2 separate regions of the Homo sapiens genome follow, and region 1 is linked to region 2. A link is an interaction called in ENCODE POLR2A ChIA-PET data of the cell type or tissue named here. Cell type or tissue: MCF 10A. All regions are shown on one strand. Links, peaks and the distances in the headings refer to the core of each region. The heading gives the core; the rest is flanking DNA. Region 1 has its middle 630 kb from the start of PTCHD4. Region 2 has its middle 29 kb from the start of ADGRF4.

Region 1 (2,925 bases), core at 324-2,823, 1.1 Mb before region 2:
GTTAGTTACATGAATGGAGATGTAGGAAGAATAACATTCCAATGGGTGGTTAATAAAGCTTAAAAATACCAATACGCATTAAAAATTATTTTGAATACTGAGTAAATGCCAACATGATAAGATAGGGTTTTGATTAAAAAATCATTTTTAACTTGTATTTTAAGTTCAGGGGTATATATGAAGTTTTGTTACATAGGTAAACTTACGTCATGGGGGTTAGTTGTATAGATTATTTCATCAACTAGGTATTAAACCTGGTACCCATTAGTTATTTTTCCACATCCTCTCACTCCTCCCACCCTCCAATCTCTGAAAGGCCCCAGTGTGTGTTGTTTTCCCCACACATCCATGTGTTCTCATCACTTAGCTCCCACTTATAAGTGAGAACATTCAGGATTTGGTTTTCTGTTCCTGCATTAGTTTGCTAAGGATAGTGGCCTCCAGCTTCATCCATGTCCCTGTAAAGGACATGATCTCATTTTTTATGGCTGCATAATATTCCATGGTGTATATGTGCCACATTTTCTTTACTCAGTCTATCTTTGATGGGCATTTAGGTTGATTCTGCTACTGTGAATAGGGCTGCAATGAACATATGCATGTATGTGACTTTATGATAGAATGATTTGCATGTTTGGGGGTATATAACCAGTAATGGGACTCCTGGGTTGGATCGTATTTCTGTCTTTAGGTCTTCGAGGAATCACCACACTGTCTTCCACAATGGTTGAAATAATTTACACTCCCACCAACAGTGTATAAGAGTTCCTTTTCCTCCATAACCTCATCAGCATCTGTTAATTTTTGCCTCTTTAAAAATAGCTATTCTGACTGGTGTGAGATGGTATCTCATTGTGGTTTTGATTTGCAATGTTTTTGATTTGAATGTTTTTTCATAAAAATCATTATTCATTCCTTCATTTAGTACAAATTTGATAAATGGTCACTATAAATTATAGAAACTTCTTAGTGTTTTTGTCGGTTTCTCTTTGTAGATTAGAAATTGCCTAATCTCTTTCATGGGTCTCTTCTCTTTCTAATGAAAACTTTCATTTGCCTCTCTCTCTAATTTTTAAAGCTTAATATTCCATCAAATGTCTAATGAATCCCAAATTTATATTTCCAAACTATGCTTCTTTGCCCAAACTTCTACTCAACTCCTTCAATTGTGAGGCTTTAAGCAAGCCTCAAACTCAGCATTTCCAAAACTGAATTGAACAGTTTCCTCCTAGAAACTTGGTCCTAGTCCAGGTTTCTCTACAGCATAGAAAAGAATCCCAATTCCTCCAGTTGAGCAAGACAAATCTGAGTCATGCTTTAATCTTTCTTCTACCTTATCCTTACCTCCCATTTCCAATCTAACATTGAGGGCTTTACTTTATCTTTACCTTTGCTTTACCTCAATATATTTCTCAGTTCTGTATACACACCTACAATCAATAACCTCTGCTTACCATATTCTTGAGAAGAATTTGGAGGCATGCTAAAATTCTCCCTTTTCTTCCATTATTTCTCTCTACAGTCCAGTCTCCACACTGTAATCAGAGTGCAAAAAGAAAATGTTCTTCTCTCCTTATTTTCAGCTAGCTTTAATGTAATATAATTGACATAGAACAAACTGTACATATTTCAAGTGTAAAATTTGATACATTTTGACCTATGTATAACCCTTAAAACCAATAAAACAATCATGATAATGAATGTAACTATTAGCCTCAAAATTTCTCTTGTGTACATTTTTTTCTTTCTGCTTCTCCTCTTCATCCACTCCTCCAGCTCCAGGCAACCACCAATCTTCTTTCTGTCACACGAATTTGTTTGGACATCCAGGAGTTTTATATAAATGGTATGCAGTGCGTGCATTTTTCTGTCTGACTTTCTCAGCCTAATTAGTCTAAGGTTTATCTATGCTGTTGTGTGTAACAATATTTTATTCCTTTGTATTCAGAGCATTTCATTTTTCCTTTTAAATAACAGTATTTTTAATTGAAATATCAAAAAAAAATTATGAATTTGAGAAATTCCTGTCCTAATATGAGACAAACGAAATATTCTGCATTTATTAGGGAAATATTAAAACCTTAGAAAAGAAAAATTCAAAAATGAAATAAATATAAATCTGTCAAAACACATACATTTGATGTTTGTAATAGTTTTCTAGGGCTGCTGTAGCAAAGTATCACTTAGTTTGTGATACTTTGTTACAGCATTTCATTTTATGGATGCACCACTGATTCTTTCTTTATCTATTCCTGTTAAGATGTTACATTCGAATCAGTCATGTATGAAAGCTCCATTTGCTGCACATTCTCACTGATCCTTGGATAAGTTCAGTCTTTTGAATCTTAGACATTTTGGTGGGCGTTTTGGTGTTTTATTGTGGTTTTAACTCATAGTTCTCTAATAAAAACTGATGTTGAGCTCTTGTCATGTGATTGTTTTCTATTTATACATTTTTGGTGACATATCTATTCAACAATCTGGCCTATTTTAAAAAAACTTGTTCTAAGCCTAAAGTTGAATTCTAAGAGGTCTTTGTATACTCTTAGTTAGATCTTCTTTGTCAACTATTTGTTCTGCGAATACTTTCCACCAGTCTGTAGCTTGTCTTTTTTATTATACTAAGAGGGTCTTTTAAAGAGCAAGATTCTAATTTTAATAAAGACCGATCTATTTACTTATTTTTTTTTTTAGTTTGTATTTAAGGATTTTTGTCAAGTCAGTCAATTGTCACTTAAAATTTCACCTATGATTTCTTCTAGAAATTCTATAGGTTTAGTTTTTACATTAGTTCTATGATCCATGTTTATTTAATTATTGTATACGGTGTCAGGTAAAGGCCGAGGTTCATTTATTTTGGATCAGCATAATTTTTTACAATATAGTATAATTTGCATTGACACCTTCATCAAAAATTAATTGATC
Region 2 (2,925 bases), core at 253-2,752:
TATTTTTTACCTTTATCTAATTTATTTTAACTGAAAGAAATATTTCTTAAAGTTGACCTTTTAAAAAACTTAGCCGATAAAACTGATTGCTCTTTACATTAAGTGGTGTGTTTTAATCTGGGTTTGAATGAAATTATTTTTCTTTCAGAGTTGTTGACATTAAACCATAGTCATTAGCTTTTTTTCTAGTTCCATGAAGCAGAAAGTTTAAAAGAAGCAAAAGCGTGTAGTGGCAAAACAGTAGTGTGACTCTAATCTTTTGACCACCCACCTCCTATCTGCCAGATCCTCTGTCCTCATTTTCTTGTGAAAAGCCACAGGGGTCTGGTGGTTCTGACTTCCCTCCCCCGGGTCAGCAGGGGTAACTGGAGTATAACTCTTGCCTCTCAAACAAATGTTTGAAATGTTGGTTTCACATGTCCTAAGCTAAAAAATTCATTATAGACATTTATTTCAGAAAAGGCTTACCTGTCAAGAACATACAACCTAAAAATAAGTCACTTCGTGTGATTCATATTAAAATAAATAAAGCAATTTCATTAATATTGCAATTTCCTAAGGTGAAATGTGCCAAATACAAAAGCATTAGAATTTTTTTAAAGTAAAAATTAAGAAACTATTTTCCCTCTCCCTTATTTAAAAAAAAAAAAAAAGCGGGGGCTGGGGAGGGGGACAAAAAAGGGAACAGCAAAGTATACTAGTAGAATGTTTGGATCTACAAAGGAATAACATTTCCAACCCTCCAACCCATTCTCTGCTTTCCAGACCTAGAGAAGGTACTTAAGATGTTAATCCATGTGTTTGTTCAACAAACAAAAAATGAGCTCCTTATGTCTCAGCAATGTCCTAGCAGCTAGAACAAGGATGGCATCTTTTTGGCGGCCCCTCACAACTCTGGGAATTCACAGTATGAGAGATCTGATGCACACCCGGGGTGGCTGGGAACTTGGACTGGGGCTTTCTCCCTAGAGACTGTAAGACTCTAAGAATCAAAGCCTGTCGAATCAACATGACAGGAAGCATTCCAAAATTCCAGATTCCACAAAATGAGTCTCATCTTTGTTAGCAATTTAATTTCAGAGTATCTCTTCCTGTTTCTGTATAGAATGTCTGCACCTAAAAGCCATACAGTTGACTGACCACAGGCCCAGCTCCCTAACGTTAAGACAAAACAGGCAAAAGGAAAACATGTGAGCTGCAGGCTGGGACATGTTCGGTGTTTGGCTCCTTTAGAAAGAAAAAAAAATTGCTTGACTGAAACACACACACACACAGCAAGTGTGTGAAACACACACACACAGAAATGGAGACAAGCAGTTTTATAAGACAATTTTGAAAAAAAAATTTAAAACCTCTTCTCTGACTTAAGAAAAAAAAAGTATTGAACTAGAAATCACAAATCACAGTAATCCAAAAGGTAAACAAAACTCCAGACAGAACTTTATCAGCCAACCAGAAGGATTTCAATCACCAGCTTGGTCAGCTGACAGTCTGCGGCTGCTACTTGCATAATTAGGCTTTGTAATGAATTACTGAGACTTCAAGTGAGATTTCACAAAGTGCTGTAGAAGTTCCCAGACAGACTGTAGGCATACACTTCAGATGATCTCAGGGATGGAAGATTACACAGCATCTGTCATTAACCATCCCACTGCTTTCCCTTTAGTTAATGACCAATCCATCCCTCCTGCCTGAATACAGACATTATGGAAGGGAAAAGAATAATGAAGCAAACAGTTATTGTCTGTTTACTCTTTAGGATTTGAACCCAGGTCTGTAACTTTTTTTTAAGTATGTCATGTGGCTTTTCCAAAATAAGAAAGAGCTCATCTTTGGTTTGTTTGTTTGTTTGTTTGTTTGTTTGTTTTGAGGCTGAGTTTTGCTCTGTCACCCAGGCTGGAGTGCAGTGGCGCAATCTTGGTGAAAGAGCTGATCTTCGAATGGGGTTTAATTTTTTCAGAGCATTTTCACATACTGGCATACCTAGGAGATATTGTAAATTCAGTTCCAGACCACCGTAATAATATAAGATTGCAATAAAGCAAGTCAAAAGAATTTTTTGGTTCCCTAGTGCATGTAAAAGTTGCGAGTACACTATACTGTTGTCTATTAAGTGTGCAATAATAGCATTATGTCTAAAAAATGTACATACCTTCATTAAAAATATTTTCTTGCTAAAAATGTTAACAATTATCTGAGCCTTCAGCAAGTCCTAAACATTGTCCTGGTGGAAAGTCTTGCCTCAATGTTGATGGCTGCTAACTGATCAGAGTGACGATTGCTGAAGACTGGGGCGGCTAAAGCAATTTCTTAAAATATGACCACAGTGAAGTTTGCCACATTGATTGACTCTTCTTTTCATGAAAGATTTCTCTGTAGCACGTTATGTTGTTTGATAGCAGTAGAACTTCTTTTAAAATTGGAGTCAGTCCTCTCAAACCCTCCTGGTGCTTTATTAACTAATAATATTCTAAATCCTTTGTTGTCATTTCAGCAATGTTTATGGCATCTTCACCAGGAGTAGATTCTACCTCAAGAAACTGCTTCCTTTTCTGATCCATAAGATGCAACTTCTCATCCATTAAAGTTTTTTCATGAGATCACAGCAATTCAGTCACATCTTCAGGCTTCACTTCTAATTCTAGTTTTCTTGCTGTTTTCACCACATTTACCATGTTACTCCCTCCACTGAAGTCTTAAACCCTCAAAGTCATTCATGAGGGTCGGAATCAACTTATTTCAAATTCCAGTTACTGTTGATATTTTGACCTTCTCCCATGAATCATGAATGTTCTTAATGGCATCTAAAATGACAAATCTGCCGGGTGCAGTGGCTCATGCCTGTAATCCCAGCACTTTGGGAGGCCGAGCGGGCAGATCACCAGAGGTCAGGAGTTTGAGATCAGCCTGGCCGACATGGTGAAA

Evidence for each region. Peaks named below come from ENCODE experiments on the same cell type or tissue, not always from the same donor. Only the 100,000 strongest peaks of a DNase experiment are listed, where the experiment ranks them.
Region 1: POLR2A ChIA-PET joins it to region 2 with 5 read pairs; 1 of 35 experiments calls an interaction of 5 or more read pairs at or near these places.

Annotation. Positions count from the first base shown.
Region 1 is chr6:48,743,502-48,746,426 of GRCh38, reverse strand. No RefSeq gene overlaps it. Among named protein-coding and RNA genes, the nearest start is that of PTCHD4, 630 kb to the right of the region's middle. In MCF 10A, for the core only: no CTCF peak of the experiment used is centred there; a DNase peak (open chromatin) is centred at 1,266.
Region 2 is chr6:47,668,446-47,671,370 of GRCh38, reverse strand. It overlaps the pseudogene ADGRF2P. Among named protein-coding and RNA genes, the nearest start is that of ADGRF4, 29 kb to the left of the region's middle. In MCF 10A, for the core only: no CTCF peak of the experiment used is centred there; DNase peaks (open chromatin) are centred at 1,200 and 1,500.